Regions from separate parts of the Homo sapiens genome. Here all the other regions are linked to region 1. The links are chromatin contacts, found by Hi-C or POLR2A ChIA-PET in ENCODE. All regions are on one chromosome and are shown on one strand. The core of a region is the stretch at or near the end of the contact, and the rest is flanking DNA. Distances in the headings are between cores, read along the strand shown. Region 1 holds the start of ECT2 (epithelial cell transforming 2). Region 2 holds the start of FXR1 (FMR1 autosomal homolog 1). Region 3 holds the start of USP13 (ubiquitin specific peptidase 13). Region 4 holds the start of ACTL6A (actin like 6A).

Evidence for each region. Hi-C counts contacts between places; a loop is a spot of excess contacts on that map. ChIA-PET counts read pairs that join two places held with the same protein, here RNA polymerase II (POLR2A). Pooled maps may share reads with other maps.
Region 2: a map of naive thymus-derived CD4-positive, alpha-beta T cell shows a loop between it and region 1 (10-fold over the local background). The contact joins the promoter of FXR1 here to the promoter of ECT2 in region 1. A Hi-C loop is called at or near these places in 1 of 168 maps with a recorded cell type or tissue (naive thymus-derived CD4-positive, alpha-beta T cell) and 7 of 50 pooled maps. POLR2A ChIA-PET finds 5 or more read pairs at or near these places in 1 of 52 experiments (B cell).
Region 3: a loop to region 1 is called in a map of CD8-positive, alpha-beta T cell, with 13 times the contacts of the local background. The contact joins the promoter of USP13 here to the promoter of ECT2 in region 1. A Hi-C loop is called at or near these places in 1 of 168 maps with a recorded cell type or tissue (CD8-positive, alpha-beta T cell) and 7 of 50 pooled maps. POLR2A ChIA-PET finds 5 or more read pairs at or near these places in 1 of 52 experiments (Panc1).
Region 4: a map of CD8-positive, alpha-beta T cell shows a loop between it and region 1 (12-fold over the local background). The contact joins the promoter of ACTL6A here to the promoter of ECT2 in region 1. A Hi-C loop is called at or near these places in 2 of 168 maps with a recorded cell type or tissue (CD8-positive, alpha-beta T cell and naive thymus-derived CD4-positive, alpha-beta T cell) and 8 of 50 pooled maps. POLR2A ChIA-PET finds 5 or more read pairs at or near these places in 1 of 52 experiments (H1).

The regions. Positions count from the first base shown.
Region 1 is chr3:172,749,438-172,752,040 of GRCh38, forward strand. ECT2 (epithelial cell transforming 2) reads left to right here and starts at 1,289. Exons shown (of 25, transcript NM_001258315.2): 1 at 1,289-1,420. RefSeq lists enhancers at 825-1,094, 1,195-1,244, 1,265-1,524 and a silencer at 1,635-1,704.
Region 2 is chr3:180,911,372-180,913,974 of GRCh38, forward strand. FXR1 (FMR1 autosomal homolog 1) reads left to right here and starts at 1,299. Exons shown (of 17, transcript NM_005087.4): 1 at 1,299-1,365. The coding sequence starts at 1,315. RefSeq lists enhancers at 290-945, 761-910, 1,481-1,570 and silencers at 930-1,224, 1,231-1,330.
Region 3 is chr3:179,651,750-179,654,352 of GRCh38, forward strand. It overlaps USP13 (ubiquitin specific peptidase 13), which reads left to right and starts at 1,291. Exons shown (of 21, transcript NM_003940.3): 1 at 1,291-1,644. The coding sequence starts at 1,477. RefSeq lists silencers at 1,023-1,102, 1,113-1,452 and an enhancer at 1,121-1,764.
Region 4 is chr3:179,561,639-179,564,241 of GRCh38, forward strand. ACTL6A (actin like 6A) reads left to right here and starts at 1,288. Exons shown (of 14, transcript NM_004301.5): 1 at 1,288-1,479. The coding sequence starts at 1,455. RefSeq lists a silencer at 1,150-1,379.

The DNA.
Region 1 (2,603 bases), core at 39-2,538:
AGTGATGAACGTTTTTGGAATGCTGGGCACACCCGACTTCCAAATACGCAAGCACATTCCAAATGGAAATTTCAATTACTGTTTTTCTTTTTTTCTGCCGTAACAGTTATCACAGCATTTTAATGAAGGTCAGACTTAAATACTGACAAGCAGGGAAACCAATAATTACCAGATTGCTTCATTCATTTTGTGGACAGCATTATAAACTTTTCAGGCATTCTAAGATTGCCTGACAAAATTAGAAAAAATTGTTAAGTCCCCACAACCTGCTTGAGATGCTCACAAGTGTTCCATCCCAAAGTACACGTTTGCCTCTTCTTATTGGTATTTAGGTTCTGGCATCTGATTCCCCTTTCTTCTTCTATTTATATTAGCCTTCAGGTGGGAACTATGGAAAACCCACCTGGTGGGGGTGTATTTTTCTTAAGAGATTGTGTTATATGGTATCATATTTAGAAAATAAAGAAATTATTTTCATAATAGCAACGCTAATCACAGGAAAAACTTGATACATTCTTGACTAGACTTTAGGGGAAAGTACAAGTTCTTAGTGGGCGGAGGGGGGCAAAGACGAAGCAATTTGGCTCCAAAAATTCTAGAATCTCGTGGCATATTTTTATCAAATTCAAGCTTATCTTTAAAAAAATCCGAGAATTTTTCTAATTTCTAAGAATTGATTCTAACCCGCGATACTCCCTAGATGGGAGCGCAGTGCTTTAAATAATAGCATTTAAATAAGCGGCTGCTGATTTGAAGTCCACCTGGGGAGTCCGAGTTCTAGGACCGGTCCTTGGCCCTGCCACACGCCAATACAACCATCAAAGTCAAAATCCCTTAACTCAAATTTAAATACATTCCTAAAGCAGAAAGCATCCCGATAGGAAAATCCTACAGCTCACAGCAAGCAGCAGGGAAACATTTATCTCTGGCGGCACTGATTTAAGCTTAAAAGATTTGGTATCGTTTAAAAAAAAAAAAAAGCTGGGTGGGGCCGAGGAGAATCCACCCAAACTTTCCTCAGGAAGTAGGATGTTTACTGAGTAAATATGCGGTAGTCACAGAAACACCTGCTACTCCTTTAAGACCTCAGGAGCCACCACCGCCACCTCCTGGCCACATCCGGGCACTTCTCTGCAAACTCCTGGCGTCCCGACGCCCGAGTCGTTGGGCTTATTTGAAACACACGCACAACCAATCAAGCGGCGCCTGCCGGGACTTGGAGAGCGTCGACCAATCACCGCCCCTCTGGAGACTCCTGCCTATGGGAAAGAGGTTGACATCACGCGCCAATCGGCATGGCTCTTAGAGAGAGCAGCTTAGTTTTTGAATCGGTTGTGGCGGCCGCCGGCGAGGAATGGCGGTATTTGTGAGAGGAGTCGGCGTTTGAAGAGGTGGAACTCCTAGGGCTTTTTTGAGAGTGGTAAGGACTCTGTGTGAGTGAGAGAGGTGCAAGTGGGCGAGCGGCTCCAGAGCCAAGGGCTCTTTTGCCTGCGGTCGACGTCCCCGCCCCTAGTGACCGCGAATTCCGGAGCGCCCCAGCTCAGGCTTCCCGGATCCGGGAACTCCCTCGCCGCACCCCACCCCCAGCAGCCGGGCCCTGACGCGGAGTGGGAGACCGAAGCCCCCAGTATTGCTGGGCATCTTCGCCCTCACCTGTTGGCTCTTTTGGACAGAAGAGTGTGGGTGAAGGGAGGGAGTTGGGAAAGGGATTTTGGCAAGCCGCGCAGCCCTGTGGCTTTGGGGGCCGGCACTTGCAGCCTTTGGGGGCTTATCTCAGAGTGCGCCGTGGTTTTATTCTAGGATTCATCCTGGCTTCTTTGCGGGAAGTTTAATTTTTCGTTTTTGCAAGATAAATCCAGGCCATCCGCCCCTCGTCCTCCCCAGCCACCCGGCACAGATGTGTCCGGCTTAGTGGTTAAAGGCGCAGCCTCTGGATTTAGCCGGGCTTTGAATACCTCTTTTACCCCTTACTAACAGTTTGACTTAGGGGAAGTTGCTTAACCTCTCTGTTCCTACGTTTCTTCATCCATACATTGAAAATAATAATAGTACCTGCCTCTTAGGATTACTGCAGAGATTAAAAGGTTTAGGACAATGTCTGCCACGTATTAAGCGTTAAGTAAATGTCAGTTGTTAATAGTAATGTTATTGTTAATAACACCACCATTATATCTTGGATTGCATTTTAGTCCTTCACCTTGGAAGATGATTGCCTAAAAAGTATTTAAGTAAAAGGAAACTTGAATGTTTGTTTACATGGCAAATTTTATCTCTGGGATAAAAGGGGGCATGTGTTATAGTGTGTTTAGTTAGAAGCTCCTTGGGTCTGTTCTTGGGTGAGAAGCTGTGTAGGTTTATGAACACTGATCCTATTGTGCTTATTTTAAAGGCTTCTGGAATACAGTAATTTGAAAAAAAGTGATTAATATATTTCCATTTCTAATCTGACTGTTGGATGTTAGTTATGTCATCAAGTTACCGTAGTGCATCTCTTTTTCTCTATACATTTTGAAGCTGTTTTGGCAATAAATTGATCATATACAGTATCATCAGGGGCAATTTTAATTATTAATCATCTGCTTTCGATCATCTGCTATGCTCCC
Region 2 (2,603 bases), core at 49-2,548, 8.2 Mb after region 1:
TAAATAAAATAAAATAAAATAAAATAAATATTGTAGTCCTAGCTACTCGGGAGGCTGAGGTGGCAGCATCACCTGAGCCTGGGAAGTCCAGGCTGCCACGTAATCACGCCACTGCACTCCATCTTGGGTAACAGAGTGAGACCCTGTCTCTAAATAAATAAATAAATAGAATATCCTGTACATAACAACAGTGAGCACTTTCACAGCCCTCATTTTTTCCCAGAATCTTCAGAGATGCAGACGTGCTCATAAAATGTTGTGTACATTTTATTTTTTTAGAATCTGAAAAACTGGGTCAGTGGGCGTTTCATGGGAAGTATAGAATGTTAGCAAAGTATCCTTTCTTAAGTTTTTCTGCGAAAACGGTAATAATGTAAGTATAACAAGGAGCACTTATAGTATTATTTTCCAAAGCCCTTGCTTAGGGAAGGAGCTTCAGTATTAAGTTGTTAAAATCCATACCCAAAGTATTTGTTATGCTTACAAAACTGGAGATGGTTCTGCTTTGATCCTATTTGCGGAAATTTGCATGCATTTAACAGAGGAAAACGTGGTCTCCTGCTCTATTAAGTTTGTCTGACTACTTTTAATAAGGCGAATTCACCTAAACTCTGTTCTAGGGTGTGAACACAATTACTTGCCCTGAAAATACTCAGTTTGACTTTTAAAGAGCTAAAGTGGTAACAGGTGGGGAGAGGGCTAGGCCAAATTGTTTGAGGGGGTGTGGAACTGTGGAATTTGAGTGAAGAGAAGGCCCAACTTTTTTTAAAAAAAGAGCGGGGCGAAATAACTTGGGGCACAACAGTATGTCTATTTTGTAGGCATCCCTCTTCCCCAGGGCAACTGGAGCCCAAAAAGTGGGTGAGAAAGCCATTCCAGGGCAGCCAGCACTTCCAGAAGTTTAAGGTCAGGATGCCGGAGCTCAGGGGAATGCCGATGCGCCGGGCAGGCTGTGCCTGGGCAGTTCATTCTGTGGCAGCTGGAGGCACTACTCGGCCGCCGCGGTGCGAACTGCGGGCACTGTGGGGCGGAGACCTAGGGGCGGGTCAACAAAGGTCGGGCGATTGTGTCTGGAGGCAAATCCGACGTAGACGGCGGCAGGCGGAGCCCAAAGCCGGTGATGCAGGGTGCGCAGGGATCCCACCTGGAGAGTCGGGGCGGCACGTTGAGACCCCAGGGGTGAAGGGCGGGGGATCCCAATCCCAGCCCTGTTTTCCCCTCCCCTTTCCCCGCCTCCTTCTCGCCCCTCCCCCCTCCTCCCCTCTGGTTGGAAAGTTTCTAGAATCTCTTCCCAGCGGCCTTTGCGGTTCCAACATGGCGGAGCTGACGGTGGAGGTTCGCGGCTCTAACGGGGCTTTCTACAAGGTACTGACCGTTTTGCCACTTTGTCGAGTGTTCTGGGTGCTGGAGCGCGTTTGAGGGAGGGTTGGTGGTCCCAGAGAGTGAGGTTTGGGGTCGGAAAGGCAGCCAGGCCAAAGCTCGAGGCCGCTGGATTCCTTGCTTCTCCCCCCTCCACCCGCGGTTTAACGGTCTCGGGGGCCGGGGCTCCGTTATGTTTTGAAACAACACGTCGGACACCTCTTGCATTTTCCTAGTTATGAACCCTCTTGGTTGCTAGTGCGGTTCTTGGCGGGCCGGTGGGAAGCAACTGAGTGGCTGCTGGGCGGCGGGAGCTCCTTCGGAGCAGGCCCGAGCTCTGGGAGGTGGGGGAGTCGTGAAAGGAGGCGGTGGGATTGTGTGGTCTCACCCGCTCCCCCGCCCCTCGAACTGGGCCGGGCGGGAGCTCCTCAGCCCGCTCCTCCGACCCCTCCCCACCCCTTGGGGCGGGTGTATCGCGGAATCTTTGGAATTCACCCTTGTATTTGAGTTTTGGGCCAACAAATCTTTAGTGTCTGAGGAGAATGGGGGTACCGGATTGAGGGTTAGGATCAAATACAGAAAAGCAGAAAACCTTGAATTGTGGCGGGTTGGAATATTTTTGCGGCCTGGGAAATTGGGCGGCGCCTTAGCCCCTCTATTACGGAAGAAAAGGAGAGTTGTGAGCTTTAAAGTAAGATTTAAAATGCGAAATGGATCAGGGAGATAGGTGGAGAGGTGACTAATTTCTTTATATCACTGCCCCTGTTTTTGGAGGGAGGTTTTGTTTTGTTTTGTTTTTTCTCCCACGAGGTTTTTTGTTTGTTTGCTTGGGAGGAAGGACATCCATTACTATGGAATCGGGGCTGAAAAACGTAAGAGGAATAGAGTAGAGGAATTTGGTGGGGCATTCAGCGTTCACATATCTGAAAATGAAATCCTAATAGTTTATTTTTTGCCACTATAGCGTTCTTTTCTCCTTATTTTCCCGAAATACGCCAGGTTGTTAGAAGATCAATACAGAATCTCCCCAGCTGTTGTCTGTCAGTCAATCTCACTAAGCCAGCATCTCAAATGTTTGAGAGTCTTGGCTATTTTTATGAAGGGCCTTCTTCTAATACATGAGTATTGTGCGTATGCAAAGTGAATTCTCACAGGTTTTCATTTCAGCGTACCTTTTATCCTATGGGTTTTTATTTTATTTGGCCACGATTTTCTATTTTCAGCATTTTGATTTTCTTTTCTTA
Region 3 (2,603 bases), core at 41-2,540, 6.9 Mb after region 1:
AAGGTAATAAGCTGATGAGACTAAATTCAAAGCAAAAGCTCGCTGAGAGGATCTGCCCAATGAGGAAGATGACAGTAGTGTCTGATTTTTTGCTCAGTGCCACCTCCTCCTTTTCCAACAGATAGCATTTGGGAGTGCTGAGTTATAAGAAAGTGTGGTGCGCTCGAGGCTTGCTTGAGGGTATGGAAATCTTGAGATAGGTCTGGAGAACCAGGGAGAGTTAAAAGAGAAAAAAAGTAAGAAAAAAAAAAGAACTTAAGGACTATCTGATCTGAGAGAGGCTTACAAAAATTAGCGTTTTGGTTCACTATTTCTCGCTATTTCTGCATTTCATTAACTGGCAGGGATCACTGGATACTCTGTCATGAATACATATGTTGGGTGTAGTTAGAGAACCTCAATGTCATTGAACCCGTCTTGTGGGTTTTTTGGAGAGAATGAGAGTATGCTGGGAGACATGCTCTGCTTGCAAATGATCAACCCCCGAGGCCAACCCCATTCATCATTTATTTTGAGGAACTGATGATCAAGACAGGAATATGTATGCCTGCCTACAAAATCCTCAAATCAGGCCACTGAATGTTCGACATGAGAACTTTGAATCACATAGAAGATACTCCAAAGGCAGAGAAAAATAGAAAGCCTTCCGACGCCCTGAAAAAATCTTGACCATCCCTGACTTCCCCCAATATGTAAGAAAACCTGTATTATTATTACACACACACTCCCACACACACCCCGCCCTCCCCCACACACACACCCTCTATCCTCACTCGATCTTATTCTATTCGCTCTATTTTTGAGCCTTGGATGTTAAAGTAAGGAACGAAGCTTAGTGGGGAAGCACTGAAGTGCATGGCGCAAATTTAGATTTAAGCCTCACGTTAGATTTCAGATTTGCACATCGAGTCCCGCCCCTATCCAATCCGGGGACGTCACCGCCCTAGTCTTCGGCTGTTTTAAAAGCAAGCGGTTTTTAAAACCCCCAATCCTGCTCTTTGTGTTGGCCTCCTCGGAGTTGCCCCTCTGCAAGCCAACAATTCGGGATAGAAAACACCTCCGTGGTGTTTTCCCGGGGCCCTCCCGCGCCGCGTTCGGCCGCCAGCCCGCTCGAGCTCCCGCGCCAACGCCTCAGGGGTTCGCCCTCCGCCCCCCGCCGCCGCGCCCGGCCCACGCGCAGGGCCCCTCTCCAGCGCCCCCTCCCCGGCACGCTGCGGCTGGCGCTCCCCAGCCCCGCCTGACGCTGCAGCTGGGCCGGAGACTCGCCATTGGATTAAAAATAGCGTCGCCAGTCCGCCCCAAGCCCGCGGTGCCCGCTCCCGCCCCGCAGCCCGCTCTCCCCGCCCGCCCCGGCTCGGCCGGCTGCCGTTGCCCGCGCAGCCCGCCCGTCAGCCCGCTCGCTGGCGCCGCCGCCGCCGGCAGACCCCGCGCTCCGGCTCCGGCTCGGCTCGCTCGGCTCCGGTGCGCGCCGAGGCCATGCAGCGCCGGGGCGCCCTGTTCGGCATGCCGGGCGGCAGCGGAGGCAGGAAGATGGCTGCAGGAGACATCGGCGAGCTGCTAGTGCCCCACATGCCCACGATCCGCGTGCCCAGGTCCGGCGACAGGGTCTACAAGAACGAGTGCGCCTTCTCCTACGACTCTCCCGTAAGTGAGGCGCCTCGGGGGAGGGTCGCGGGGCCGGCGGCCTGCGGCACGTGAAGCCGGGGGAGAAGATGCGCAGTGGCGGCCGGGACCTCTTCTCTTCCTCCGGGCGGCAGAGTTGGCTCAGGAACACTGCAGTTCGGCAGACACTTAGTGAGCGCCCCAGGGCTGCTGCAGCCGAGGACTGGCTCGTGCTGGTGGTTTTGCTCCGCCAGCCTCCCCAGGCTGGAAGGGCCCGATTCCCAGCAGCTTGCACACAGCCCCGCCGCCGTTTAAAGATAGATGAAATACAAGAGTTCCCTGTTCCGAACTGCACGTTGCAGATCGTTTGCGTCCTCCGCGGGGCAGAGCGCAGGGCGGGTAGGTGGACGGGATGATCCCCCCACACCCCGGGACACACACAGCCCTTCTTTTTCTGGGACCACTTGCTTTGCTCAGGGATCCCCACTTCTGGACAATTCTGATTTGCTCTCTGAGCTTTTCTTCCACCAGTTCCCATTTCACCCCACTCCTTTTCTTGTCTTTAGAATGTCAGGGCCAGGCGCGGTGGCTCACGTCTGAAATCCTAGCACTTTTTAAGAGGCGGAGGCGGGCGGATCGTTTGAGGTCAGGAGTTCGAGACCAGCCTGGCTAATATGGCGAAACCCCATCTCTACTAAAAAAGAACCCCAAAATTAGCCGGGCGCGGTGGCGGGAGCCTGTAGTCCCAGCTACTCGGGAGGCTGAGGCTTGAGAATCGCTTGAACCGGGAAGGAGGAGGCTGTAGTGGGCCGAGATCGCGCCACTGCCCTCCAGCCTGGGCGACAGAGCGAGACTCCGTCTCAAAAAAAAAAAAAAAAAAATGTCAGACGAAACCTTCCGGTGCCTCCACTCGGGCAGCAGAAATAGGGGATCTACTGGATTGCGATGGTTTTCTTAAGCCTTCCCCACCTTGCCCTTCTAAATGAGTCACTTGGACTGAC
Region 4 (2,603 bases), core at 38-2,537, 6.8 Mb after region 1:
TGCCACCCTCTGCCACTGAGACTGATGGGGTTTTAGTCAATCGTTTCTAAGGTTAAAAGTAGGCACTGCATGTCTAGACTCTAGACAAGGATCAATTACAAGGATAGGCAGCAATCTTAAGGGTTTGAGCGCTGGAGTGTCCTGATCGGGTTTGGGCGTTTTCACAGATGAAGCTCCCTTGATCAAGAGTGGCAAAGGGACACAGCAACAAGTTGTTGCAGTAATCTGGGGATAAAGGAAGGTGATCTGGACTAGGCTGGTAGAAATAGGGGACTAAGGCTGTTTTTGGGATGCCTATTTAGGATTGGGTGCTTGCTTGAATGAAGATTGATTAGCTGTTTTAAATACCTCTCACAGGATAAAAGAAATTGATTTTTTTTTTTTTTGAGACAGAGTCTTGCTCTGTCGCCCAGGCTGGAGTGCAGTGGCGCAATCTCGGCTCACTGCAACCTCTGCCTCCCGGGTTCAAGCGACTCTCCTGCCTCAGCCTCCTGCGTAGCTGGGACTACAGGCCCGGCTACTTTTCTCATTTTTAGTAGACACAGGGTTTCACTGTGTTGCCTAGGCTGGTCTCGAACTCCTGACCTTGTGATCTGCCCGCCTCGGCCTACCAAAGTGCTCGGATTACACGCATGAGCCACCACGCCCGGCCTGAAATTTTTTTTTTTTTTTAAAGAAATGAGTAAGTTTTTTAATAGTTTTTAAAGCGCTACCTAGGTTTAGCTGGGATACCGCATAATTTCATTCTTCTTTTACTTATTAATAACCATTTTAAAAACTGCAAGATCCTATCAATTTGTCTGATTTACTGATTCCCCTATCCCAAAGTGGAGCGCAAAATTTTTACTTTTTCAACATAAAAGTTAGTTTAAAATACTTTTTCTGAAGAAAAAAAGAAAGAAATCCGCATTCCCCACAGTCACTGGACAGGAATCTCGGCGTGGAGACACCCGTTCAATTTCCAGGGGTCTACCTTCCCCTACCCGGGTTCCCGCCGCTCCTCAGCGCCCAGACGCACCTCCTAGTCCCGCCCCCATGCTTCTTCCAGCCTTCCTCCTTCTTCTCCCACTGCCTCCGCCCATTCCCTCGCCCACCCGGGAAGCTCCGCCCCCTCCAGCTCCGCAACCCAACTCCTTCTGTCCTGCTGTCGCTTTCCTCTTTCCCGCCCCCATGGCTGCCTTCGATTGGCTAAACCTGCTGGGCCGCGGCGGGGATGCGGCGCAGCCGCATTCTGATTGGCTAGACTTAGGCCTGGACCCTAGTGATTGGCTGATAGGAGGAGCCAGCAAGTGTGGCTGAGCTCCGGGGTGTGTGGACGCCGCTTTGTTGCCTGAGGTGGGTGGCGGTGGAAGTTAAGGGAGTCAGGGGCTATCGCTCCTCGAGACTCGCAGTCGCGGCCACTGCAGTCACTTCGCCAGTTAGCCCTTAGGGTAGGAGTCGCGCCGGCAGCAGCCATGAGCGGCGGCGTGTACGGGGGAGGTGAGTGAGTGCGGCCGGACGAGAGAGCGCGCCTTTTCGGCGTGTGGGGTTTGTAACCGCCGCTCCCAGCCCTCCCCTCCCCGGCGTTCCCTTCCGGTCTCCCCCTCTCGGGACCCCGGCCTCCCCGCCCCGTCCCCGCCCCACGCTCTGCCCGCCCCCGGAGCCCACCCGGCTCGCCGTGCTCCTCGGGCTCCCTGAAGTGGCGGCTCTCTGTGGCCTCTTCCTGCCTCTGTCCCCGGAGGAGCAGGGTTTTGGGGTGCGCGCTCGGTTCTCTAGGGAGCCTCGGGGCTGGGCGGGAGGCTCAGTCTAGCCGGCCGCCGGGCCCCGGCTTGGGTGACCGCCCCAGGGTCGCATCTCCCCGAGTGCCTCCTGGACTCAGCTGTGTCGGGACGCGTGTGCGCCCGCCTAAACTTGGAAGGTCCCGGCGGTTTGCAAGCGTGGACGGAGGGTTCCCAGAGTGTCCCATAGGTGGCAAAGCGAGCCTCAAGCCGTAGAACTGACTAGGGAAGCGGCGGCCACTTAGGGTACTGCCTCCTCCCCGTCTGCGCCCCATGCGCGAGCTGCCTCACCTTTCAGTAACTCTTGCCTGTTTTTTGGCTGCGGAGTCTCCAGAGTGACTCGTGGGCGGGTCTGTTTGAGATCAATTCAGGAGCACGTGTAATTTAAGGATGCCCAGAAAGTTTGCTGGGGGTCCTAGGCGTGTTATTTTTTCACTTTCTTTGATTAGACTGTGGTGTGGTAGGAAGATTACCAGGTGCCGGGGGTTACAGACCTGGGTTGAAATATCCACCTCACTCTTTATTAAGCGCTTTGGTCTTGGGCAGTTTATGTAACTTTCCAACTTCAGGCCTCATTTATGGAATAATTCCTAGCCGATGGGGGTGGGCATGAAGGTTAAATGAAATAATGCTGCATTTGCCACTTAAAGTCTGGCCCATGGACCAGCAGTGTCAGCATCACCTGCAAGCCTGTTAGAAATGCAGGATCTCACGCGTCATTCAGAATCTACTGATTTAGAGCCTCCATTTTTGCAAGATCTGCAGGTTAATCGAAACACTGATACATATAATTCATGTGTTGGGTTGTGTTTGATGAGTTAGAGACCCAGAAAACAAATCCAGACT